4 separate regions of the Homo sapiens genome follow, and regions 1, 3 and 4 are each linked to region 2. Evidence: chromatin contacts called from ENCODE Hi-C or POLR2A ChIA-PET data. All regions are on one chromosome and are shown on one strand. Each heading gives the region's core, a stretch centred on a gene start or an enhancer-like site at or near the end of the contact. The rest is flanking DNA. Distances are from core to core; before and after follow the strand shown. Region 1 has its middle 31 kb from the start of KDM7A-DT. Region 2 overlaps TBXAS1 (thromboxane A synthase 1). Region 3 holds the start of SLC37A3 (solute carrier family 37 member 3). Region 4 overlaps HIPK2 (homeodomain interacting protein kinase 2).

Region 1 (6,837 bases), core at 1-2,500, 290 kb before region 2:
GCTCACTGCAACCTCTGCCCACTGGGTTCAAGCAATTCTCCTGCCTCAGCCTCCCTAGTAGCTGGGATCACAGGCATGTGCTACCGTGCCTGGCTAATTTTTATATTTTTAGTAGAAACAGGGTTTTGCCATGTTGGCCAGGATGGTCTTGAACTCTTGGCCTCAGGTGATCTGCTCACCTTGGCTTCCCAAAGTGCTGGGATTACAGGTGTGAGCCACTGCGCCCTGCCTATTTTATTTCTTTTTTAGACAGAGTCTCACTCTGTTGCCCAGGCTGGAGTGTGATGGTGCAATCACGGCTCACTGCAGCCTCGATCTCCTGGGCTCAAACGATTCTCCCACCTCAGTGTCCTGAGTAGCTGGGACTACCAGCATGTGCCACCATGCCCACCTAATTTTTGTATTTTTTGTAGAGTTAGGGTCTCACCATGTTACCCAGGCTGGTCTCAAACTCCTGGACTCAACCGATCCTCCTGCCTCGGTCCTCCCAAAGTGTTGGAATTTCACGCATGAGCCACCATGCTCAGTCAGATGTTTTAGAAAAAAGTCTTGCACTGTTTGGGGCATACCTATGGTAAATATTGTTTACGGATTAGCTGAAATTCAAATTGAACTGAGCATCTTTTCTTTTATGTGGCAACCACGCTGAGGGGGCTTCTCGAGGCAGCCTCGACCCATGCGCCTGGCTCGGGTGCAGGGTCTAGTGAGGCCCATTTCCTCATTATCATCTCTGCCTCCAGGCTTCTGTTCCTGCAGTTTCATGCCCCGCTACCCCATGCCCTCTCCTGGCCTCTGGAGCCTTTCCTCACTTCTGGCCTCCTTTTCGTGATCTTCGGCGGTCTTCATGGTGAGTTCTTCCCTGACGGACTGCGCCTTGAGACTGGCTCACGTAATTTAGTCCCTAATTATACAGGTCAGGTCCATTTGCTGTTTTTTTCAGGTGAGTTACTCTACTCTCCCTAACTAGGCTCTAGTGCCTTTCAGGCAGGGACTGTGTCCGCTGGGACCTGAGCGTGGATCGGTTTCAATAAATCCCTGCTGCTTGAATGGTTGTAGAAATGGAACCGTTCCTCTTCCAGGAACTGGCTAATGAGAGAGCCACTTTGGTTTTCTTCGTATGCTGTTGTGCTGCCGGAGTAAACCAGCAAAGGCTCGGCATCTGCAGGTCGCTTGCAGTCAGCCTCCTGTTGCCCAGCCCACAGCCTGTTTCACTTCTCTTTCTCACATAGCAGGGCGGCTTGGGCTGCAGCTTGTTTTTTCTCAGCCAAGAAAGTAGCACCCAGAGTGAAAGGGAGTGCACCTCGCTTCAACTACAGTAAGGAACTGACAACTGGCACAGAGACCCTTAGAATAGAACAGGAGGAGGGACAGTGACAGGCACCTTTGTCACACCTCATCTCAGGTGGCATTGCAGCTGTGCTGAGCAGCAGGGCCTGCCTGGCTCCTCTGCCTTGTCCCCTGGCCAGGTTGAGCCCTTGGATGGATACACTGACCTCTGATACTCTTTCCTTCCTGCTCTTGTCCTGTCCCTTGCCTTGGCCAGGCGAGGGCCCGTGCAGAGCCACAGCTCCAGGTTGCCTTCGCCCGCACCTGTGCCGCTTTGCTGAAGCCTAACGTCTCAAGCTAGTAAGACACTCTCTGAGACCCACTGTGCTAAAGGTTCTGGGTCAGCAGTTGGTGGGGATTCTGAGTGCTCCGTGGCCCTCAGCTCCTCATTTTCAGCAATCTAGAAAGACGAGGAATCCCAAGCCAGGATGACGCTCCTCTGCAGCCCCGTTTATTATGCCGGCATCCCTGTGCCAGCTAGGACGTTAGATATGGGCATTACAGGTGTAACTGGTAATCCTGTCTGGGGAGGCCCTGATTTTATCAAGAGCAAGTGCATTGTGGGGGATACATACAGTTGGAAGAGCAAGTCTTTCCCTCAACACCTTTATCATCTAACGTGAAACAAGTGCTTGCTTTGACAGCACATACACTAAAAAATTGGAATGATACAGAGAAGATTAGCATGGCCCCTGTGCAAGGATGACATGCAAATTCATGAAGCATTCCATTAAAAAATTAAAATAATGTGAAACAAAATGAAAACAGAACCACTGATCCTTTGTTATGTAAATAACCCATCCTTAGTACTGGGTTCTGTGGGTGCTCCTTCCCCCAGCTGCTGGAGACATGGGTGGCTGATGGCTGCTCTTAGTTGAGTCCCTTTCCAGGAATTGCCCTCCTTGTTCAAGGTCACCCCTTTCCCCCAGGGCAGCCCATGTTAAGGACTGGTCAATGCCCAGGTGTGGTCCCCTAGCTCCAATTCAGGGCAGCTCTGAAGGGCCATCCCAGCTCCAGAGCTCCCTGTGGGATCCTGGGATCGACTGAGGCTCCTCCCTCTGCCCCACCTGTTCCCTTCACTCCCCATCAGTGACAGATCCTGGGGCCATGCTCTGCATCCAGTCTCATCTCAGAATCTGTTTCCTCTGGGAACTCAAGAAATCTATTTGTCCCTAAATCTGGGGATGCTAGTGCAGAGGATCAATGCTTCTGGAAGTCCACGCAGTGTTCACATGGAGAAAGAAGTGAATCTGGCGGTAAAAGAGTCTGACTTCTTTTCCCACCCTCTCTGCACTGGCTCCCTGCTTCTGGAACCAGGGAGCCCACTCAGAGGGCCTGCAGCTTTGACCCCGCCTATCTGCTCATCCCCCTTCCACCCGTACTTGGCATTTCCACACCACCTCATGTCCCTTCACATCCTTCCTTGTCCTAACTAATCTCTAAGCTGTGACCTTTTGTCAGTCCCATAAAAGTCACTGGGTAGATACCATCTTCAAGAAGAGATAAAAAGAGGCCAGGTGCCATGGCTTATACCTGTAATCCCAGCACTTTGGGAGGCCAAGGTGGGAGGACTACCTGAGCTCAGGAGTTCAAGACCATCCTGGGCAATATAGTGAGACCCTGTCTCCACTAAAAGTTAAAAAAATTAGCTGAGTGTGGTGGCTCACACCTGTGGTCCCAGCTACTCAGGAGGCAGAGGTGGGAGGATCACTTGAACCCAGGAGGTTGAGGCTGCAGTAAGCTGTGATTGTGACACTGTGCTCTAGCCTGGGTGAGACAGTGAGACCCTGTCTCAAAAACAAAAACAAGGCCACATAAGGTGGCTCACGCCTGTAATCCCAGCACTCTGGGAGGCTGAGGAAGGCAGATCACCTGAGGTCAGGAGTTTGACATCAGCCTGGCCAACGTGAGAAAACCCCATCCCTACTAAAAATACAGAAAATTAGCTGGGTGTGGTGGTGCACACCTGTAATCCCAGCTACTTGGGAGGTATGAGAATCTTGAACCTAGGAGGCGGAGTTTGCAGTAAGCTGAGATCGTGCCACTGCACTCCAGCTTGGGTGACACAGCGAGACTCTGTCTCAAAAACAAAAACAAAACAACAACAACAAAAGAGATAAAAATAAAAGAACGTCTGGAAGAAAAATGACACTGAAACTCTGTATTGAATCTTGGTAGTGATCCCCGATTAAGATGCTGTGGGAGTTAATTACAAGCAAATAAACTCTTTAAAGTTAAACATGAAGTTCCCTAAGGAGTTCTGGATGTAAGAACCATTGTCCTTAATAAGAATGACTTGTAGGTCCAACGTAGGGAACTCACTGAAGGTGATCAGGATAATTCTTAGTTATTCTAATGGCATAATTCCATTTTGTTGGGCAAATAGTAGGCATGCAACATATACTGAGAGAGGAAATGGGTGGGTGAAGCTGAACATTTCTGTCAGATGTTTCTTAATGAATAACACAGATGATATCAGCTAATTTTGAGATTGTAAAGTTATTCCTACCATGTTCGGGTGAGACTTTTGCAAGCAGTGGCTCCTAATCACTTCCAAGTCCCCTAGGTCCTACAGAATATGAAAAATAAAGGTATCTTTGGAAGATGTATGTTAGCTCAAATGTGTCCTGAAAGTTCCTGACCCTCCCAGTAATTAGTTTCTTCTCCCTTTGGAAGGGCACTGTCCCTGAGCACCCTCCTCTCTAAAGGTCGAGTATGGCTCAGTCCACTCGCCTCTCTACAAGCCTCTGTCCACCCAGTGAACTCCACCAGGGCAGGGACCACGTGTCTTTATGTCCCTGACCACGGGGCCTGGCACCCTGGAGGTACCTCATAAATACTTATTGAGTGACCAAATAAATTAGATGGCATGGGAATAATGGTGATTAATTTTAATTTGGATAAAACGACATTCTTCCAAAATTCTTGAAAGTGATCAAAATGAAACAGAAAGGCAGGCATCTATGCCAGTGGCAGCACACAGAACAAAACTGATTAGACAAGTGGAAAAAAAGATGTTTTCGGTGAATCTGGGTTCATTTTATTCTCATCTTCTTTTCTGGAAACTGGGGCTTTCTGTATCTTTTTGACAGAGTGGAGGGCACTGAGTACAAAGAGCATAATGACTTTCTTTGTTTTACCGTAAGGCTGACTTCTCCCCCCAGCTTTTAGATTTTGCCTGATTCTCATAAATAGGCAAAAACTGACAGCTTAGATTCCCTCAACATCTTAGCTGTAGCTCCATTTACAAGAATTCAAAATGTATAACAGTAAGTCAACAGTAAACTCAACTGATTGATTTAGAGTTAATGCTTAGGTAAGACAGGTTTTTACATTCATTATATAACATCTTCTATGAGCAAGTTATATACCTTTTAATGCTTCCAAATATCAAAGTAATTTCAAAAGGGCATTCATGTATATTTCACATTTAATATATTTTAATTCCCCATGTTTCTCACTTCCCTTTTTTCCCCCCAGAAACGTCTGTTTCATCATGGCTTCAACTTTTTGTAACAATCGAAAACCCTGGCCCTCATAATTTATTTAAATAAAATCAAATATGCAAAGAAAAAGTTCTGGAAAAGAAAATAATAATAGCTAACATTTACTAACATTATTGAGATTTACTGGGTACCAGAGATATTCTAAACATTTCACTCCTTTCTTTTTTTTTTCTTTTTTTTGAGATGGAGTCTCGCTCTGTCTCGCAGTAGTACAATCTTGGCTCACTCACTGCAACCTCCACCTCACAGGTTCAAGTGATCCTTCTGCCTCAGCCTTCCGAATAGCTGGGACTGCAGGTGCATACCACCACACCCGGCTAACTTTTTGTATTTTTATTAGAGACGGGGTTTCACCATGTTGGCCAGGCTGGTCTCAAACTCCTGACCTCAAGTGATCTGCCAACCTTGGCCTCCCAAAGTGCTGGGATTACAGACGTGAGCCACTGCATCCGGCCATAACTCCTTACCTCATTGAATCTTCACAACAACTTCCTGAGGTAGATGCTATTAAATTCAGCCCCACCTTGCAGGTGAGGCTCTTGCCCAAGGTCATGCTGGTATTAGGTGGTGGAGCTGGGATGAGAACTCTAGTCTGTAACACGGAGCCTGTGCACTTAAATACACCAGGGTCCTACCTGCCTCCCATGAGATAAGAGGGGGACAGGAGTTCTTGCTTTATCTCTGTTACTAAGAACTCAGATCTTATTATTGCCTGTAAGATTTTCTCCTGTGTTTGGCTGAGCCTGTTTGATCTGAGGCTGCTTGGCTGTGTTCATCCTCTGTGTTCAATGTAAAAGAAGAATCTGCTGCTTTCTCTTCTCTCTTTCTTTCTTTCTCTCTTCTGTATTTTGTTGCTATATATTTTTAGGCTTTTTTATTGGATTCTCATCAAAAGAATATTTCTTTTACTTCTGCTTGGTAGACACTTGAACTTCCTTCCATCCCCGACCCTCCCCCACTACTCAGAGAGCGCCACCAAAAGCAATCGAGAGGTCAGAGGTCAATGGCAGGAATGAAAAGACACCAGCTTGGTCACCTAAACAATAGTTGTAGGTCAGATAATTGAAAACTGAAAGGATAATAAAAACTTCTGCATCTGTGAACCAATTAATTAGGCCCCTGTATCCCTGTGGAATGCGTGCCAAACATCTCAGATTTGGTGTGGGCAGAGCTGACAAAATGCTTTGCTAAGGTAAAACCACCACAGAAAGGCAGAGCTTTCCAGAAAAAGACTTGGCATCTCGGAGACCTTCTATTATCCTATTCATGTATCTCATTCACTATTCCAACAAATATTCATGGTCTGCCTGCTGTGAGCAGGGCACAAGGAGGAGGGAGTGAAAGGCATTTTACCTATGAAGTCAGGGGACTCTAAAGATGGCCCTTTCTCCACTGGAGTAAATGGAGCATGACCTTAGCGAGGCTGGGTGCACCCTGTCACCTGTTCTCCCTCTTTCCATCAGCCATTCAAACCCGACTCGCTCAGCGTGCAATCAGACACCCTCTCTACCTGCCTTTCCTGGACAAAGAGTAAATTTTGTTCTGGAAAGAGAGGCGTTGTGCCCTGCCAACTTAGGGCAACCCACATGCCAAAAGTTAATGAGGTTTGGGCTCTGTATTTAGACTTTGGTTGTCCAAACTCCTTAAGTAACCTCCTGCAGAGGGGTTTCCTTATTAAGCAGCTGTCTCTACCTGCTAAACAGCCATTTGTTTCCTGCCTAAGAGTTAAGGGGACTTTCAGCATTCCTGTGCATGATACCTGACTCTTTAGCACCAATTCACTGGTATTCATTCAACAGTGTTTACTGAGTAAATAATAATAATAAATATATTCATATGTGTATTCATAAGAAGAGCAATGTACTTATAAAGAGAGGAAGATCATACAGCAGAAGATGGAAGGTTATGTGTGAACTGTTTTTTTCTTTGTATTTCTCTGTAGTTAAAAAGTTTTCTGTGCCAGATTAATTTTAAAATTAGAAATAAAAATGTTATTTTATTTTAT
Region 2 (6,017 bases), core at 2,977-5,476:
CTTTGATGACCACACGTTGCGGGTGGATTGCAGTTTCTCTCTCACAGGCTCACGTTAGGCTGCTTGACTTGGGATGATCACACTGCCTTCCTTGGCATCTCTTGCAAGTGTCCTCTGAGACCAGGTTAAAAACTTCCTTTTTTAACATGGATCCCATTAGGATATCAAAGGGTGACATTTGTGGTCATGTCTCCTCCTTCAAAGGGTGGCCCCTTTTAGGGCCTATGGGCCCTTTGTTTCCCATTTCTAAAAGAGGCAGGAAGGAGAAGGTGAGCAGAGAAAGTGAAAAGTCATTAGAGGGGTGACAACAGGTAAGAGAGGAAAGTGTGGTTTAACTTTGCCCCTTCTGCCCCTCTTCAAAGGCTAGATTAGTGCTGGCAGCCAGAGGGGGACAGAAAACCCAGCAGAGGGACCCCTCGTTGTCTTTACTTGCTCTGCTTCAAATAGCCATGCCTTGGGCATTTAGGAAGATGTGGATGAACCCCACACAGAATGTGTCAAGACCACAGTCTCTGACCCTCCCTGGCCATCCCACAGCAGGAGCTGAATGGCTGCTAGCTTCAATGATCTTGAGCTGGGTTTGCTGCACTTTATGTTTAGGGCTGTACAAGCTCTGCTCTGAATGGTGTCTGTGATTATGCTGTGAATAATGATGGAGCAACTACTGTGTGCCAGGTGCTGTACTGGGACTGGAACTATCAAGACAAAGAATGGAGGGTGGGAGTGGGGTGGCCTATATCACCAATACTTGTCCATCTTACAGCAAACACAGTACTTTTCATATTATTTCATCAACTCTTGGGTCATTCTCCAGCAATTAGGAAACACTGCCCTGAGGAGCAGGTTATTGAAGAAAACCAACACCTCGGCATTCCATGGGTGCATGAAGACAGCAGCCACTTACTGAAGGTTTCTCATGCACCAGCCCAGTGATTCTCGACTGGCCTGGTAAAGCCACACAAGAACCACTGGCTCCTTCCAGAGTGTTGCAAATGCATGGAATGCATTTCTGCTGTAACCGGGTTCATGTATTATCGGGAGAAAGGGATGAAAGGCATGATAGAATATGAAGCTATAGCCACAAATGTTTTCTTGTGTTCTGGAACATGCAAGAAATGGACTCAAGATCTAGATGATCTCTGGGATGACTTGACAGATGATCAACAGTTCTGAAACAGCCACACAAGGCTGAGAGGCCAGCTGAACAGAGCGAGGTGCTTCTAAGGACTCCAAGAGATAGTGTTATACCTCAGTGGTTGTAATGTGAGTACAGAGAGCCAACTTGTTTATGCCAACTAGTCTGCAAAAATATTAATATCAAAAAGAGGACCACGGTCACAAAGACTAGGTACCACTGTTACAAACGTTGTTTCTAATTCTCACACAACCAGGCACAGATGAGGACAGCCATCGTGCAACTTGTCCCCTTCCCACCTGGAGACGTGAAAGACCTGGCACTGTCCCCTCATTATATTATAATCAACTGAGACTCAAGAATTCTGTCACTTGTATAACCCCAAATTCTATACTTGAGGCCATTGTCAATTTATATCTATTGCTATCTGGCTGTACAAAGATTTGAACCAAATAGGGCTTATATTTTGGTGGTTTGAAATAGTAAAGGTGTCCCTTTTACTAAAAATAGAGTATAAAAAAATTAAAATGTAAAAAAAAAATACCAAAAATGAAAACAGTAGTGGTCTTACTCTTCTACATGTCAGTTTTCATTCATTCCCTCTGCTGGTAGAAGGTGGCCATAGATTTGACATCATCTTCGCTCTCTCTGTGGGAGAGTGTGACTGGCCTGAGAGAATGGCCTCCGGGTGAGGTTGTGAGATGTGTCCACAGCTCGAGGGGTCAGCTCAGGGGCATGTGGTGGCTAAAAACAAATTTGGGCTCTATCTGCCTAGTCAGCTTCAGCTGCTGGAAAGGGGCCTCTTCTAATTATGGCAGTCCTGCCTGACGGAGTTCCAGCATTTTATCCACTGGGGAGGAGGAGGAAGCCAGGCGCTTGGAACTGTGCTTCTATCAGCCCCAAAGCTGACAGTGAGGGCCCCTCCTGAGCGGGGAAGGGAATCTGGGGGCTTGTTAACTCTTATCTTTGCAGGAAACTCTCCAACAGATCTCAGCAGAGTTTCTGGCCAGAAGCAGTGTTCAAGAAGGACAAGGGTGTTCCTGATATTGCACTTGACATGCTTGGCTGCGAGAATAAATTTTCCTGAGGGGGCCTAAGAGGGGCTTGTTCCTTGTACCTGAAGCTCCAAGTGGCTCTATGGGACGCTGGTGGGACTCCGTGGCTCCCTGTGGCTGCCAACGGTCACGTGAACTGGGCACCAAACAGACCTTAGGGATTAGCTAGTCTAATGTATTTTACACAGGAGGAAATTGAGAATCAGGAGGTTAAAGGATTGTCTGAAGGCCACACAACTAATAAGAGGTAGCAAATCTGGAATCTGATTTCATTTCTTTAAACTAAAATCAAAGACATTTCACCATACTACTGAGCTATGGCTTAGAAGAGGGAAAATGGGAAGAAGAAAGGGAATGTCATAAGAAGGAGATTGGGGCGGAGAAAGACAGGGAGGATCAGGACTTAGTCACTTGATTTCCATGGAATGTTCTGGAATATATCCATTGAGAGATAAGAATTGATTTTATGGTTTATTTCTCTATTCTCATGCCTAAATTGTAGATATTAATCTCCTGGTTTACACACTTATTTCTACTTCTGCCACGACAAAAGTTAGGGAAATATGGCATAAATATCAGAGCAAGCTTTTACTAATTTCTTTTTGTTAAAAAAATATATAAAGATAGCTTCCTGCTGAACCAAGAGTCTAGTAAGACACAAAAATATGAAATCATTTTCAACAAGGTCTTGAAATTTTAGAAAAATCTCTGCAAGGCAGAGAGAAGTACATTTGAGCATTGAGAATCAACACCACTTAACACTATTCCTGTGTTCCCAAGGCATCACAAGACACTCAGTACTTTTAAAGATGTTAGAATTAAAACTTAGCTACCATGTTGGAAACGAAGCTCAGTGTGTTGTACTGATTAAATGTAATGCCATGGATCTGGCTTTTCTAGGACTTAGCCATGTCCAGACATTAGAAAAGCAGGTGAAATGGGAGACCTGCAGGGGACAGGCATCCCATTGCGACTGTCACCTGGGAATTCCAATGGGGCAGCCCATCCTGCAACAGGAAGCTTCCAGTTCAGATTGGAGGGTTTCCTATGCACAGCAAAGACCTTTCGCCATACCACTGGGCTATGGCTTAGAAGAGGGGGAAATTAAAAGAAGAAAGTGGGTGTTATAAGAAGAAGATTGCGGCAGAGAAGGAGACGGAGGTCACATAAAACAAAGAGGCCTCAAAATAGAGACGGGGGCAGGCAAATGAGGTTGCACACCTGTGTTTCTGGTTTCACTGCCCTCTGTAGTCTGTTTGTGCTTTCAGGAAGAACTTCTCCCTTGCTCAGAGCTGTAGACCCGTAATGTGAGTTGACCTTTCTCAAGAAATGCACAGCTAAAAAAAGTTGGCAAGGTTTGACTGAAGCCATGAGAGCTTCCCTAGGTCATGCATGGCAACCACTCTCACAAGTAAAATCTTGATGCACATGTTTGAACATCTGAGTGTCTTCATTTACTCAATGTTTGATTTAAGAGAAAGAGAACCAGGAACTCCAGGTGAACAGTTTTCAAAAACTGTCAGTGGTTACAGGTGTAGGAATGAGTTCAAGGGGGGCGGTTTTATGGCAAGTCTGCCAAGGGCCCCTCTCTCCTCAATGGATGCCAGCAGGCGGGTCCCTGTGGCCCCCGCACAAGGGCGTCTGACTCACCTGTAGCCCTGAATTGAGCTTTCCTTGCCAATTAGCTCTGCAATGAGCCAACATACTCTTTTCTTCCTTCGATAGGAGGCTGCTGCAGATACAGAGGACAGGAAGGTTTCCAGTGACTAATTTGCCTATAACTTTAGTCATCTTCACCAATGCCAAGGAGTTTGTGGTTTCACAGTGACTCATCCTGCAATGTTCACAGCTGTGTGGAGAGCGAGTGAAGCAGCCCCTGAGAGGCTGAACCTGGGGCAGCCAGGGTGCCGGGTATTGATGGTTCGGGATAAAACCACCCACCACGTCCATCACATGGCTTTGGACGTGACTCTTGTGTGTCAGTGGTGTGGCTCGACCTGTGCCTGGAGAGGTGACCTCTGTGTTGCTCATGAGGACCTGAGAGATGGCACTCCATACTGCCACTCCAGACCAGAACCCACATCTCCAAAGCACTAGGCTTAGTGTTTTGACACATCCCTGACATGCCTATCTGACCAGACCAAGCTAACATGGGCCAAAGACTGGCTTACCTCTTATCACCCTTCCCACAGCTCCCTAACTCTAGGCCTTGATAGGAGGCCAAGAACAAGAAGTTCTGCCTCTGGTTGTGACCATTTCTGCTGAGTCATGTGGACTCAGCTCCATTTTCCACAGATATTTAAAAAAGAGCTGCCCTATGGTTTCATTAGGTACCGTACCTGACAGCAAAGAAGAGCTCATTGAAAATATCTAAATAGAAACATCCGAGTCCTGATGTACCAGGACGACTGAGCTTCTATAAGTGCCAAGAAGATTGATTTGGGTTTAATGATAAGCTGTGGTTGCACCATCATGGAGCAGTTTCAGGAAGCACTGAGGACATTGATAGAGACCTACAAGGTCCACGTGGAAAATGAGCAAGATGAAGCAGAGACATTGCACAGACTCCAGAGGCCCAAAAACTGTGAATGGGAAAGCATGACATTAAGAACTGCCGCTCCGGATCCAACCCACAGTCTGCTCCAGCCAGTGTTCTGGAGTTTGGAAAAGAATATTTCACAGGATGATATTTGAATTCACACATTTGTTCAATGTTGTTGTATGTCAGGGAGCTCCCTGTTGCATCACCCCCACCTCCAGTGAATATGCTCTATGGATCCCTCATGGGATGCTTACGGCTCATGTCAAATTTCAGAGCTAAATCCAGCTTCCCAAATCAGGGCCCTTCTCCACCAGGCTGTCCAGGGACAAAACTCAACGTAACTCAAGCCTGAATTTGTGAGCAGACATGGGCTCTCCCTGTTGGAGAATGAGAGCATGCATTATTTAAATTCCTTTTCACTTAATTTATCAAACTAATATGCCGAGGTATTTTCTGTATCACAAGGGACCGTTTGGTAGCAGCCTGCATGGAGTAAGCATTTAATGTTTACCGAGTGAATGTATAATAAAGCTGAATTGCTGAACGCTTAAGTAAACATGGCCTATTAGAGGGAAGGCAACGTGGTGTCAGTAAGGAGAAATCACGTCTCACTAATCTCCTTGAGTTCTTTGAGCAGATAAATAAGCATATGGATAAGAGGGAACCACAGAACCCAATTTAATTTGACTTTCAAAAACCTGTGAGAAAATCCCACTTTAAAGACTGTTTTTTAAAAAATTGAGTCACTAAGGGTTGTTTTACCATCGATATGGAATTGGCTTAAAGACCATAAACAAAGCTACACATAAGTGGATGCATTCCCAGATGGAAAACTATAAACACTGGGATTTCCTGGAGATCTTATCTATGATGGGTCTTTTTACGTGTTTGTGAATGACCGAGACGAAGAAGACTATATTGCAACTCCAGGTTCAAGTAATACCTCATTCTTCTGGGAGGAATGTCAAGTTGATGGAAATTCCATTCAGTTGGAACAAGAATATATTGGATGCTGAAGAGTCAATATGTGTTTATGTCATGGGGTTTAAAAAAAATACAAGATACAGTTCTTGGCCTTAAAGAGCTAATAATCAAGCTAGAGTGAAAGCCATATCCTCCTTCACTGTAAATACTGGAAGGCACAAGGGGATCAACTGTGACAACGAGTGACACACATGGTGAGCGCTGCCAGAGTTCAGGGAAGGGGAAAAGTGCATGTGGATGGAGGCAGGGAAGGCTTCCTGGAGGAGGCAGTATCTGAGGAGTGTCTTGAAGAACAGCAAGA
Region 3 (6,036 bases), core at 3,537-6,036, 480 kb before region 2:
ACACCACCATGCCCCACTATTTATTGTTTTTAGAGCTGGGATCTCCCTATGTTGCCCATGGTGGTTTGACACTCCTGGGTTTGGCCAGGCATGGTGGCTCATGCCTGTGATCCCAGCACTTTGGGAGGCTGAGGTGGGCAGATCACCTGAGGTCAGGAGTTCGAGACCAGCCTGGCCAACATGGCAAAACCCCATCTCTACTAAAAATACAAAAATTACCCGGGTCTGGTGGTGAGCCTATAATCCCAGCTACTCTGGCAGGAGAATCGCTTGAGCCTGCGAGGTGGAGGTTGCAGTGAGCCAAGGTCGCGCCACTGCACTCCAGCCTGGGTGACAGAGTGAGACTCCGTCTCAAAAAAAAAAAGAAAAAAAGAGAAGAAACTCCTGGGCTCAAGTGATCCTCCTGCCTTGGCTTCCCGAAGTGCTGGGATTACAAGGCATGAAACCACCGTACCTGGCCAGATTGTAAGTAATTTAAGTCTTTGTTTTGTAGATCTGAATATCTCTTTGTGAGGAGTCAGAGAAAGGAGATGATGCAAAGAGAAGGAAGCAAAAACAAAACTAAAAGAACTTTGAAGGTATATGAGAAGAAAAAGCTGAAAAGAAAATGTCTGCCTCACTCCCTCAAAAATTCTACCATAGAGCAAAGGTTGACGTCCAGAAAACCTCAAGTTTATCAGTCCCAGATGCTGGCAGTAGAAGCATAAAGCTGAGGTGAATTTTCCTTACTATTTTTTCCCCAGAGTCTAGAACAGTAACTGCCTCCCAATGTCTATCACAGGGACCAGATTTTCTCCACTACATAGGATGTGATATGTAGGCAGTTAAATGGCATTATAGACACAATAAGCAAAATTGAAACAGAGACACCCTGTTGGATAAAATATTTACATCGGTGTCCTGTTTCCAAACTGTGGGCTGAGACCTATAAATGAGTCATGAAATCAACCTTTGTGGGTTGCAACCAGCATTTTCACAAGAAGGGATTAAGAAACAACTTCAGAATGTATCTTGTGTAGTAACAGTGACTACTGTTTTGCAAAATGTTTGGGTCAGTTGTACACATGCATATTTTACAGGGTGATGTAAAAAAAAAATGTTTTTTTTGAGACAGGGTCTCACTTTGTCTCCCAGGCTGAAGTGCAGTGGCACCGTCATGGCTCACTGCGGCCTCAACCTCCTGGGCTCAAGCAATCTTCCTGCCTTAGCCTCCTGTATATCTGGGACTACAGGTGTGCACCATCATGCCCAGCTATTTATTTCATTTTTTTGTAGAGCCAGGGCCTCACTTTGTTACCCAGACTGGTCTCGAACTCCTGGGATCAAGCAATCCTCCCACATCAGCCTCCCAAGGTGCTGGGATAACAGGCGTGGGCCACCGTGCCTGGCCTGAAATGTCTTTTTAACTGTAGGCTGGGGTCCGCAACGTTTGAGAAGCACTGAAATACAGGGCAATTTATTCACTGTCCAAGAACATTACTTCTATGATGTCTTCAGATAAATTTGAAAATATTTGTCTTACCCAAAATTCCAGTTACATATCCATTTTCAGGATACTCTCTTCTGAGTGAGATAAACTCAACACTGGCAGGTATAGCAAGAAAACAAAAGACTCTGCCAAATATTGCTGCAGGGTGAGAACCACCAGCACAATGTGGAAATCCAGTGTAGGTAAAGATTCGCCCCAAATGTGTGATCAGGAAATAAAACCTGTTAGGTGTCAGTGTCATGAAGTTCAGTGTCCAAATGTTGTCTTTCTTCTGGTAATGGTTACTTTTTTTTTTTTTTTCCTGAGATAAGGTTTAGCTTTTGTCACTCAGGCTCGAGTGCAATGGTGCGATCTTGGCTCACTGCAACCTCCACCTCCCGGGTTCAAGCGATTCTCCTGCCTCAGCCTCCCGAGTAGTTGGGATTACAGGCACCCGCCACCACGTCCAGCTAATTTTTGTATTTTTAGTAGAGATGGGGTTTCACTATGTTGGCCAGGCTGGTCTGGAACTCCTGACCTCAGGTGATCCACTTGCCTCGGCCTTCCAAAGTGCTGGGATTATAGGGGTGAGCCACCGCACCTGGGGTGGTTACTGTTTAAAAAAAAAGTCACCTGACTCAGACCCACTGAGCACTTGGAGAACATCTACAGGTAGAAAACAAATGTTACAAATATTTAAATATCCTGATGGTTTTGGAAGTCAAGGGGAGAGAGATCTTACCTCTGTCTACCACCCAACCCTCTCCACCAAGGTCACTATAAATACAAAGAGCATAGCTTGGGCTACAGGAAAGAAGGCATTCATATGTATAAATGTGTGTGTATATATACACTGTTTTTTCTTTTTTAAGAGACTGGGTCTCCCTCTGTCACCCAGGCTGGAGCACAGTGGTACGATCATAGCTCACTGCAGCCTCCAAAGGTGCGGCTGAAGTGATCCTCCTACCTCAACCTCCCTAGTAGCTGGGATTAAAGATACACACCACCACATGGCTAAGAAGGCATTCTAGCCCTGAGTGGTGGTGACACAGGTTATATACTTGAAGTATACACACACACATATATATGTATACACCCATATGTAAATATAACACAAAAAACTATGTATTTCACTCTATGTATATATATTTACCATTTTAACCGTTTTTAAGTGTACAATTCAATGGCATTAAATACATTGTTGTGCAACCAACATCACCATCCATCTCCAGGACTTTTTTGGCATCCCAAACGGAAACTCCATAGCCATTAAACAACAATTTCTCATTTCCCCTTCCCTCCAGCCATGGGCAACCACCATGCTACTTTCTGACTCTATGAATTTCACTACTCTGGCTACCTCATATAAGTGGAACTGTACTGTACTGGTCCTTTTATGTCTGACTTATTTCACTTAGCATAATGTTTTTGAAGGTTCGTCTATGTTGTAGTATGTGTCAGAATTTGCTACCTTTTTTAGGCTGAAAAATAAACGATTCACAATATATTTTTAAAAATAAAAGTAACATATTTGGCTCATTTATTTTTGCTCACCCTGACATCATATTTCTCCTTGGATGCCTAGAGACAAAACTACCACTGTATAAGGGCTAGAAACAAAACTACCACTGTATAAGGGCAAATAAAAATGAAAAATAACAGGCTTAATTCCTCTGCTGAAAATAAAGAGACTTCTCAGCCTTCTCTCTGTTCCTTCAAAATTTCTTTCTCTGTCCTTTTCGAATGTACACAAATCTTTATAACGGCGAAATGAGCCTCTTGCCAGTATCACAACTCAGAAATGTATCCTCAAGGACTTGGGGGTCATCTTTTTGAAATTCAGACGTGAGTTAGTGCCTGTATCTTCCAGTTCCTACATGAGGGTAAGAGACTAAATTAGTGGGTATGGGCGCCTTGCTCCAATTTGTAAAACTACCTCCTGCTATAAAGATATGCGAACTTTGGCCGGCTGCGGTGGCTCACACCTGTAATGCTAGAACTTTGGGAGGCCAAGGAGGGCAGATCACGAGGTCAGGAGATCGAGACCATCCTGGCTAACACGGTGAAACCCCGTCTCTACTAAAAATACAAAAAAATTAGCCAGGCGTGGTGGCGGGCGCCTGTAGTCCCAGCTATTCGGGAGGCTGAGGCAGGAGAATCCCTTGAACCCGGGAGGCGGAGCTTGCAGTGAGCTGAGATCACGCCACTGCACTCCAGCCTGGGTAACAGAGCAAGACTCCGTCTCAAAAACAAAAAACAAACAAACAAAAAGATATGCGAAGTTTAAAAAACGAACAACAACAACAAAAAGTTATGCGAAGTTTGTTTTGCTTCTGGATAAAGCCAACATGAGTGGTCTCCCCAATTACTACTATTAAGTAAGGAGGAACTATGTTTGACAAAAGGTGTTGTCAAGTTCTGTTATTTGAAGACTAGTGATTGTTTATCTTGAGAACAGGTATGTAATGGTTGTTGTGGAGATTTTCTGGATTAAGAGAAGTTTTTTTTCTTTAAAATTCGAACAAGTGTCTGTATTTTTTCCCTTTATTTAAGAAACGGTGGCGGCGGTGGTGGTGGTGGATGGGGGGCGGCTCTCACTACCTTGCCCAGGCTGGTCTCAAACTCTTGTTCTCAAATGATGCTCCTACTTCGGCCTCCCAAAGTGTTAGGATTACAGGTGTGAGACACTTGTGTTGGATTTTTTTTTTTTGGAGGCAGGGTCTCGTTCTGTTGCCCAGGCTGGTGCAGTGGAGCAATCACAGCTGCCAGCCTCAAACTTTTGGGCTCAAGCGATCCTCGCACCTCGGTCGCCCCAGTAGCAGGGACCACAGGCACATGCCACTACTCCTGGCTAATTTTAACATTTTTTGTAGAGATGGGGTCTGGCTATGTTGCTAAGGCTGGTCTTGAACTACTGGGTTCAAGTGATCCTCCCTTCTCGACCTCCTAAAGTGTTGGATTACAGGCGTGAGCCCACTGTGCCCGGCCTGCATTTAATTAGACACCTAAAATTTAGGCCGGTCAGTAGCACACTTAGCAGCACGTTACTTTTTATAAAAACAAAGACCGAATACCGCTTTTTTGAAAAAAAAAAAAAAAAAAAAAAAAAAAGGATGCACCAGTTCTCCCCATATCATTTCTTCTCTCTACCTCTCGTCTTTTGCAGCTAACATTACTGGCCAGGTCCGCAGCAGCAGAGTTCTGTGGGCTCCCAGCCTCCGCCCTCCTCGCCCTCCTCCGCGCCGGCAGGTGAGGCCGCGTGGCGGGACTACAACTCCCAGCGTGCCCCGCGACGGGAGGGTCACGTGGGCGTCCGGAAACCCTGGTCGCACCGCCAGGGGTGAGCTGGCGGCGGGGGAGGCGGGCAGCGGAGCCAAGCTGACCCGGCGAGCGGAGCCGGGGCTGGAGAGCGGCGACCACTGCGGATCTCGGGTGCGCAAGCGGTGATGCGTGGGGCCGAAGACCTGCTGGGGCGGGGGCGGGTCCAATCCGAGGGGCTTCCCGGGTCGGGAGGGCGGTGGGGAGATGTAGGTGGCGGCCCCCCTTGGGTGGGGCGCCCAGGCAGGGTCGGCCGCTCGCCCCCTCCTTCTCCTCCCTGGGCCCGGGCCTGGGGTCCCGGCCGTCACGGGGAGGCTGCGATGGGGTGGATGGGGAGGAGAAGGACCCCCGGGGGACCCTGCGGCCCGGCCCCGATCCATGCGGCAGAGGCTTTTGTGCTCCTCGCCCGCCTGTCCTCCGGCCGTGGGTCTGGGAGATTCTGACTTGATCAGAAAAGGGCTTGTCGTTCGGACCAGGGGAGAGGGGATGCTTTTCAGGTAGGTGGGGAAGGAAGCTCTTTGGAAAGGATGTATAGAGGTCAGAGAAGAAGCGTGGTCTCAGTGAGTGACTGGTTTTGTTTTCTGGTAACTAGCATGAACTCAGTCAAGGAATTTGGTCAAATTATTCGTCATTCCCTCCTTATTCTTCGCAGGGTGTGTTCTGTTTATTCTCAGTTTTGACAGGAGATAATGGGAATGTGTCCCCGGAGTTTTTAGTGTTTTTTTGAAATGTAAGATGGTAGGCTATCTCGTGGTAACTCTTACTGAAAAGTTTATAGTTTATAGGGAGGAGTGGTTCCTGGGGTGAGCAAAATCATTCAGTTGTTATCTTTTTGTCCACCGGTTTATTTCTACCTTTACACAAATTTATACATACATAAATATATATAACAGTTGTTGAAGGGAATGTCTTCAGTGCTTTGGTGCTTAAATGATTTCTTTTCAGTTTGTTTGATGTTTCTTGGATACTAGGCTCTATACTAAGAACTCCATATAAATTATCTCATTTAATTAATACATGAGGAAATTGAGCTTCGGGTTGGGCGCGGTGTCTCATGCCTGTAATCCCAGCACTTTGGGAGGCCGAGGCCTGTGGATTCCTTGAGGTCAGGAGTTCAAGACCAGCCTGGCCAACATGGTGAAACCCCGTCTCTACTAAAAATACAAAGATTAGCTGGGCGTCGTGGCGCATGCCTGTAATCCCAGCTACTCGGGAGGCTGAGGCAGGAGAATCGCTTGAACCTGGGAGGC
Region 4 (6,594 bases), core at 3,564-6,063, 280 kb after region 2:
TCTTCATACCTGTACCCAGAAGTAGGTACACAACCAGTACCTGACAGGGCTGGGATTCAACCCGGTGAACACTGGGATCCCAAGTGCGGGCCACGCCCTCTTGACTTCTGCAGCCTCTACACCTCCACTGGAGGCCATTCCCCTGCAGGGTCATATGATCTGGACATGATCTGGGAATGCTTCTCAGTGTGTGCAGTCAAGAGAGCGAGTGGAGCTAAATCATCAAAGCTTCCATATTGATGGTGTCCAAAATGACAGTTGTTTTTCCTCTTTCTTTAGAAAGATAGAATTTTCAGTGTCTTCCTATGAGAATGTTGGAAAGAAATTATCCCCCTCTTTCTTAGGTGCAGATTTTGTCTGACACTTCATGTGTGTTTAAAGTATTTTTGATGTCCCAAAATAGTAATGAGGCGATTCTTTAAGATGGTTCCATGGGGTGGAGCTGTAGCAGTGAAGGTGAGGAAGAGCAAATGAGAGATCAGTTATGACAGAACCTGGAAATGCTCACTCACAGTATTCAGGAACCAGCAGCCCTACCTGCCTGAAACCGAACCGAGAACAGGAACAGCCCCTGTGGAAGCAACCGACATGTGATGATCAACCCAAAAAACCATGTAAACTCTGAAACAGAAAGGCCAAGCTGTCTGCCTCTCACATAGGAGGTACTGACAAGGTGGCATTGCCAGCTCCAGGGAAAACTGGCAACTGCTGAGGGTGTGCACTTGACATAGACTCATTCCTTCTACAAATGTGTATGGAGCACCTACATGCCCAGGCTGCGTGCTAGGCGCTGGAGATACAGCAGTGACATGGGGGTTGGGGGACTTGCGCTGCTCTGTGTGTGGTAGCCACCCCTGCCTGGCCACTTACTAAGGCTCAGCTCAGACTCCTCCTGGGAAGCCCATCCTGCTTTCTCTCTCCTCCTCCAATTTCCCCCATCTTTGTGTACTATGTACACACTTCACACATTGTATGTCAGATGTCGCTATGCTGCTACCTTGGCTAGACGGTGAACTCCTGGAAGAGCTGCAGGGTCTGGTTTACTTTTTGATCTTTAGCACCCAGCACAGTACCTGGCACAGAGGAAACACTTAGTAAATGGTGGTTGAATATTCTAATAAGTGAGTGAGGACAGCTTGAAACAAATTCTGGCTCAGAATGACTGTCAGAATGAGCTTCCCTGAAGATTAAGCATGCTTTAGCAACCATCCAACATGCTTCAGGTGGGCTGGATGAAAAGAAACATTTTAGACTTGACTTTGAACTTCTAGGACCTCAGAGCCTTATAGACTAGCAGAGCAGGGGGACAAGGCCTCTGCAAGATCAGATCCCAGCAAAATGGTCTGAAGTCCCCAAAGATTCCTGGGGGCCAAATGGGGAACTACCTCCCTTACCTGAGGGTTTATGGGCTGGGTGTTGAGCAGCTGTTTACGAAGCAGCTTCTGTGTGCCAGGCTGAGGATCAAGGACAAGTGAGATGCAGACCCTGCCCTCCAGGAGGTATAGTAGAGGCAGATATGCAAACGTATTTGTGTGTCAAAAATGACAATTATTGGCTGGGCGTGGTGGCTCACGCCTGTAATCCAGCACTTTGGGAGGCCGAGGCGGGCGGATCACGAGGTCAGGAGATCGAGACCATCCTAGCTAACATGGTGAAACCGCGTCTTTACTAAAAATACGAAAAATTAGCCGGGCATGGTGGTGGGCGCCTGTAGTCCCAACTACTCAGGAGGCTGAGGCAGGAGAATGGCGTGAACCCGGGAGGTGGAGCTGGCAGTGAGCCAAGATCGCGCCACTGCACTCCAGCCTGGGCAACAGAGTGAGACTCTGTCTCAAAAAAAAAAAAAAAAAAAGACAATTATTTACTCTCTTTCTCCAGAACAAGAATGTTTAGTGGCTTGCTTTGGGAATGTTGGAAAGGAATGAGTCCTCTTTCTTAGGTGCAGATTTTGTCTGACACTTCATATATATGTTTAAAGTATTTCTGATGTCCCAAAATAGCGATGAGGAAATTCTTTAAGATGGTTCTGTGGGGCCAGTGGGTGCTCAGTTAGTATTTATTGGACCAATCTGGTCTGAGTATGTCATTGATCTTTGTATGCTTGTCACCTGGTAGAGCCAGCACAGAGACAGTGGGCAGTGTCTGTTTGAATAAGGAAGAATGGAAGCGGGCAGGGAGGGGAGCAGGCTGTATCTGAAACATGTCTCATGAGTGCAGAGAAAAGGCTGCACCCTTAGGGGTGGGAGAGGGATCCAGAGTGGATTGGAAAAGGTTAAAACCAAAGGCAAGAGAGCAGCAGGTGGCTGTAGTGAGGCCCAGATGGAAGAGCATGTGATTTCGCATGCTGCAGTGGGACTGCGCAGGATAAAGTCTTCAACATAAGAGCTAAGGTGGAGGCTCTAGAGGGCGTAATGACAATGGCCATAAAATAAGAGGTTTGGGCTAAATCCCTGAGGTCCCAAGTCCTAACCCTGCATGAGCCAGGTGCCACTTCTAGCCCTCCTGTTCCTCCTCCCTGTCATTTTTGCTGTAATTCTTTTGTTGGCCACCTGCAAGTAGGTGTCCTTGGCACTCCTGCTGTCTGCCCTGCTGTGGTGAGTGTGAGCCGGGTTGCTCGTGCCCCTCTCTGAGCCTCAGCTTCTGCTCCTCCTTGGGCTAAATCCTGCCCCCTCATGCCCAAACCTTGATTGCTGCATAATGATTCAGCCCTTCTACTCTCTTTTATCTGCACTGCCTTAGAGCTTTGTCTTAATCCATATTTTAACACTTTCTTATATTTAATAAAGGTTTATTTGATCAACAAATGCTTAATGAGTGGCTACCGAATGCCTGCGCTGCCCTCATAGACTTGGTCAGGGAAGACAGACAGTGAGCAGGTTAAGAAAGTGCTGTGAAGTGGCATTTATGGCACCCTATATGAAGACTAACTGGTGTCAAGGGAGGCCTGTCTGTAGCGTGACAGCTGAGCTAAGATTTGAGGGATGAGAAGGAGGCAGCCATGTGACAGCCAGCAGGGAGAGCATTTAAGGCAGAAGCAACAGCATCCCACGAAGACTCTGGCTCCAAAGGAGCTCCAGGTACTCTTGCAAATGGAAAGGAAACCAACGGGCCTGCAACGTATTAAGCTAGGAGAGTGGTTGGCAGTGATGGTGGAGAGGTGGGCAGGGTCCCAATCGTGGAGGCCCCATGGCCATGGAGGGGTCTAGATTTCATTCCAAGTCCAGTGGGGAGCCCCTGAAGGCTTACGGCAAGGGGGTGGGGTGCCATCTGTTCCCTGTGGCTGCCATGGAGGAAGTGGGCACAAGGAAGGGAGAGACAAGTGGAAAGGCTGCAGTGGAAGCTCCAGGTGACGCAGGGGTGACCAGCGCCACTGCTGCGGCAGGGGGGATGGAGAATCAGGGGCTGACTTGAGACTTTGGAGCTGGCCATGTTAGTGGATAGATGGTGGGGATGAAGAAATCAAACATCTTTCCTGGATTTCTGCCTAAGCAGCTGGAGGGTGGTGGTTCCCTTTCATAAAATGAGGAGGACAGTGGAAGGAATATGTTTAGAGAGGGGGATCAGAGAATAGTTCCCTTCTAGACGTGTGGAATTGGAGATGACTATGAGACATTCCAGAGGCAATACCAGGCTTCCAGAATGCAAATCTAGAGCCAGAAGGAGAATTCCAAGATGGAGACAAACCTGGGAATACAAATGGAATTTAAACCTATGGAGCGAGTAAGATGACTGTCAGTTTCCTAGGGCTGCTGAAATAGGTACCACAAAATATCTGGCTTAAAACAAAAGACATCCAAAATCAAGGTGTCAACAGGGCCATGCTCCCTCTGAAGGCTCCAGGGGTAGAGCCTTCCTTGTCTCTTCCTGCCTCGGGTGGCTCCAGGTGTTCCTTGGCTTGTGGCAGCATCACTCCAATCTCTTCCTCCCTTTTCACATGACCATCTTGCTGCTGTGTCAGTATCTATGTCCAGATTTCCCTCTGATATGGATGCAAGTCACATTGGATTAGGGCCCACCTACTCCAGTGTGACCTCATCTTAGCTAATTATATCTGCAGCAACTCCATTCCTAAATAAAGTCACATGCCAAGGTGCCAGGAATTAGGAGTTCAACATAACTTTTAGGGGGACACAATTCAACCCATAACAATTATCTAGGGCTGGGTGGAAGGAGAGAAGACGGTGGGCTTAGGACTTGGCCAACACACAGCAGTTGGATAGAAGAGGGCGAGCCTACAAAGGAAATGGGCAAGCCACAAGCAGAGAGGCGGGACAGATATGGGGAGCAAGCGATGTCATGAAAACCAAGAATAAGTGTTTCAGGGCAGGAAGGAATGATCACCCGCGTGAAAAAAATGTGGCTCCCAGGTCACAGAGCTAAGAAGTTGATCAACAGATGTGACAGCGTGGAGATCACTGCTGATCTCAACAAGTGCAGCGCGTCAGTGACGCAGAGTGTCCAACTCCAATTAGAGGAAGCTGAGCAAATGCTGTGAGGTGAAGAGGTGGGAACCACAGGGGGAGATGACTCTCTCCAGAGAGTGGGCCTTGAAGGGGAGCTGAGAACTAGGGCAGCAGCTGCTGGGAGACGAAGGGATTAGGAAAGGTTTGTGTTTGGGGCTTTTGTTTTGTTTTTTGTGTTCTGTTTTGTTCTTGTGTTCTGCTTTGTTTTCTAACGTGGGAGCCGCTAGAGCATGTGGTGTGCTGTGTCGGCTCGATTTTTATGTCTGTGTCTTTCTGTGACACACGTTTTGTATTCGACTCGAGTTGTCCTGTGTGCTTTGATGTGGCTTTCGCAGCATCAGAGGCCTTCGCAGACAGTACTGTCTCCCAGCCACCTAGCCAGATGCCTGGGCATTTGTTCTTTACGGTCGCAGCAGGAACATTCTGCGGCACGTATCATGGTACCGTGAATGGCTGCCATTTCATTTTCTTGGTGGACTACAAGCAATTTTCCCAGGCCCCGTTCATGTCACGTCAGTCGTCAAAATCTATGTCTGGTGTTTCCTGCTAAAGAACATCACTAAAGTGCCTTTGTGTGGCCATTTTAGTTGTTGCAGTCTGCCTTGTTCATCACTGGGGAATGGAAACTGGAAAACGAGGTTTCCGTGGGTTAGGAACAGCCTTCCGGGCCATGAGAACCACGTAACTAACCTGATAGGAAGGGCAGGCCCATAGTCAAGTTCAGAGAAGTCCCCTGGGGCCAGACCGGCCTTCCTAAGACTTACTTGAGTGTCAAACATCCAAACCTACAGACTGGAGCGTCAGACTTCCAAACGTCAGGCTGCAAGAGGGCAGGGGCCAGCCAAGAGGCCAGGTGACAAGAATCGGGGGACAGAGGTGAGAATGTGCTTGATCCTTGAGCCAGCAGTCCAGGCCAAAACTCTCCTCCCATGAAGAGGCCTAGATCCACGTGAGAGGAGGCAGGAGGCCACCCCTGACTCTAGAACAGGGAGGGCAGAGAGAAAAGCAGGTTCTGACACCATAATACTTTTTTTGGTAGTGTTCTTTTCAGATATTCCCTTCTTTTCTGGCCAGGTATGGTGGCTCCTGCCTGTAATCCCAGCACTTTGGGAGGCTGAGGCAGGTGGATCACTTGAGATCAGGAGCTTGAGACCAGCCTGGCCAACATGGTGAAAACCCGCCTCTGCTAAAAATACAAAAATTAGCCAGACCTGGTGGTAGGTGCCTGTAATCCCAGCTACCTGGAAGGCTGAGGCACGAGAATCGCTTGAACCCAGGAGGTGGAGGTTGCAGTGAGCCAAGATCATGCCACTGCACTCCAGGCTGGGCAACAGAGCAAGACTCTGTCTCAAAAAAAAAAAAAAAAAAAAACCTGAAACAGATAGTCCCTTCTTTTTTCTAAGGGATGTGATGTTTTAAATAAACTGAAACGATCTCTAAAGGCACTGCTAGAGGCAACCTGGCAGTAATCTTATCAGTTACACACAATGATGAGTGAACCTGGGGGCCCTGGTATGTGGCCAACACTGACACAGGTGGCCTAGGCAGGTGGTGGGCTCGTGGTCACATGGAAGACAAGGGTGCAGCAGGGACATGTCTTGGAGCCACCACAGGCATCCCCAGCTCATCAGTGCCAGTGAGTAAGAGTGGCCCCTGACAATACATGCGCAGTCCAATGTGGGGACCAAAGGAGACAAAGGCCAAAGGGGGTGAAGTGCCAAGCAGAACACTGGCAGCTGAAGACGCCCAGCAGCAGGCGATGGGGACAACGGAAGGTTCATTAAATAGCAACAAGGCAACTCACTCCAGCCCCCAGCGGTCACTCCTTCTGCTGCCCAGACCGGCAAGTGTGACTGGTACTCTAGAAGCACGTAGTAGCCAGTACCCAGTCTCTAGTTGTGAGGAAAGGAATAAACTAAAATTTTTTTTTTTTTTTGAGACAGGGTCTTGCTCTGTTACCAGGCTGGAGTGCAATGGTGCAAATCATGGCTCATGGCACCCTCAAACTCCTGGGCTCAAGCAGTCCTCCCACTTCAGCCTCCTGAGTAGCTGGGACCACAGGTGCGCACCTCCATGCCTGGCTTTTTTTTTTTTTCTTTTTGCGACGGACTCTTACTCTGTCACCCAGGCT

The links. Hi-C counts contacts between places; a loop is a spot of excess contacts on that map. ChIA-PET counts read pairs that join two places held with the same protein, here RNA polymerase II (POLR2A). Pooled maps may share reads with other maps.
Region 1: a loop to region 2 is called in a pooled map, with 9 times the contacts of the local background. The contact joins two enhancer-like sites. A Hi-C loop is called at or near these places in 9 of 37 single-sample maps with no recorded cell type and 10 of 50 pooled maps.
Region 3: a loop to region 2 is called in a pooled map, with 8 times the contacts of the local background. The contact joins the promoter of SLC37A3 here to the enhancer-like site in region 2. A Hi-C loop is called at or near these places in 1 of 37 single-sample maps with no recorded cell type and 6 of 50 pooled maps. POLR2A ChIA-PET finds 5 or more read pairs at or near these places in 1 of 52 experiments (PC-9).
Region 4: a loop to region 2 is called in a pooled map, with 4 times the contacts of the local background. The contact joins two enhancer-like sites. A Hi-C loop is called at or near these places in 5 of 168 maps with a recorded cell type or tissue (CD14-positive monocyte, OCI-LY7, cardiac septum and 2 more), 30 of 37 single-sample maps with no recorded cell type and 21 of 50 pooled maps. POLR2A ChIA-PET finds 5 or more read pairs at or near these places in 2 of 52 experiments (GM12878 and activated CD4-positive, alpha-beta memory T cell).

The regions. Positions count from the first base shown.
Region 1 is chr7:140,204,789-140,211,625 of GRCh38, reverse strand. It overlaps the pseudogene RNU6-797P. Among named protein-coding and RNA genes, the nearest start is that of KDM7A-DT, 31 kb to the right of the region's middle. RefSeq lists enhancers at 1-838, 1,461-1,540. Within about 2 kb of position 1,250, at least 7 of the 41 ENCODE cell types and tissues checked have a DNase peak (open chromatin) inside an H3K27ac peak, as active enhancers do.
Region 2 is chr7:139,914,625-139,920,641 of GRCh38, reverse strand. The region is part of intron 4 of TBXAS1 (thromboxane A synthase 1); the gene reads right to left. Among named protein-coding and RNA genes, the nearest start is that of TBXAS1, 88 kb to the right of the region's middle. RefSeq lists enhancers at 3,435-3,734, 3,637-4,836, 5,738-6,017. Within about 2 kb of position 4,226, at least 22 of the 41 ENCODE cell types and tissues checked have a DNase peak (open chromatin) inside an H3K27ac peak, as active enhancers do; they include PC-9 and natural killer cell, where a contact is called at or near this core.
Region 3 is chr7:140,397,280-140,403,315 of GRCh38, reverse strand. SLC37A3 (solute carrier family 37 member 3) reads left to right here and starts at 4,786. Exons shown (of 15, transcript NM_207113.3): 1 at 4,786-4,900. It overlaps LOC124901759 (a long non-coding RNA gene), which reads left to right. Exons shown (of 2, transcript XR_007060561.1): 2 at 494-1,733. RefSeq lists silencers at 4,639-4,868, 4,979-5,248.
Region 4 is chr7:139,633,915-139,640,508 of GRCh38, reverse strand. All of the region lies in intron 2 of HIPK2 (homeodomain interacting protein kinase 2), which reads left to right. Among named protein-coding and RNA genes, the nearest start is that of CLEC2L, 110 kb to the right of the region's middle. Within about 2 kb of position 4,813, at least 4 of the 41 ENCODE cell types and tissues checked have a DNase peak (open chromatin) inside an H3K27ac peak, as active enhancers do; they include natural killer cell, where a contact is called at or near this core.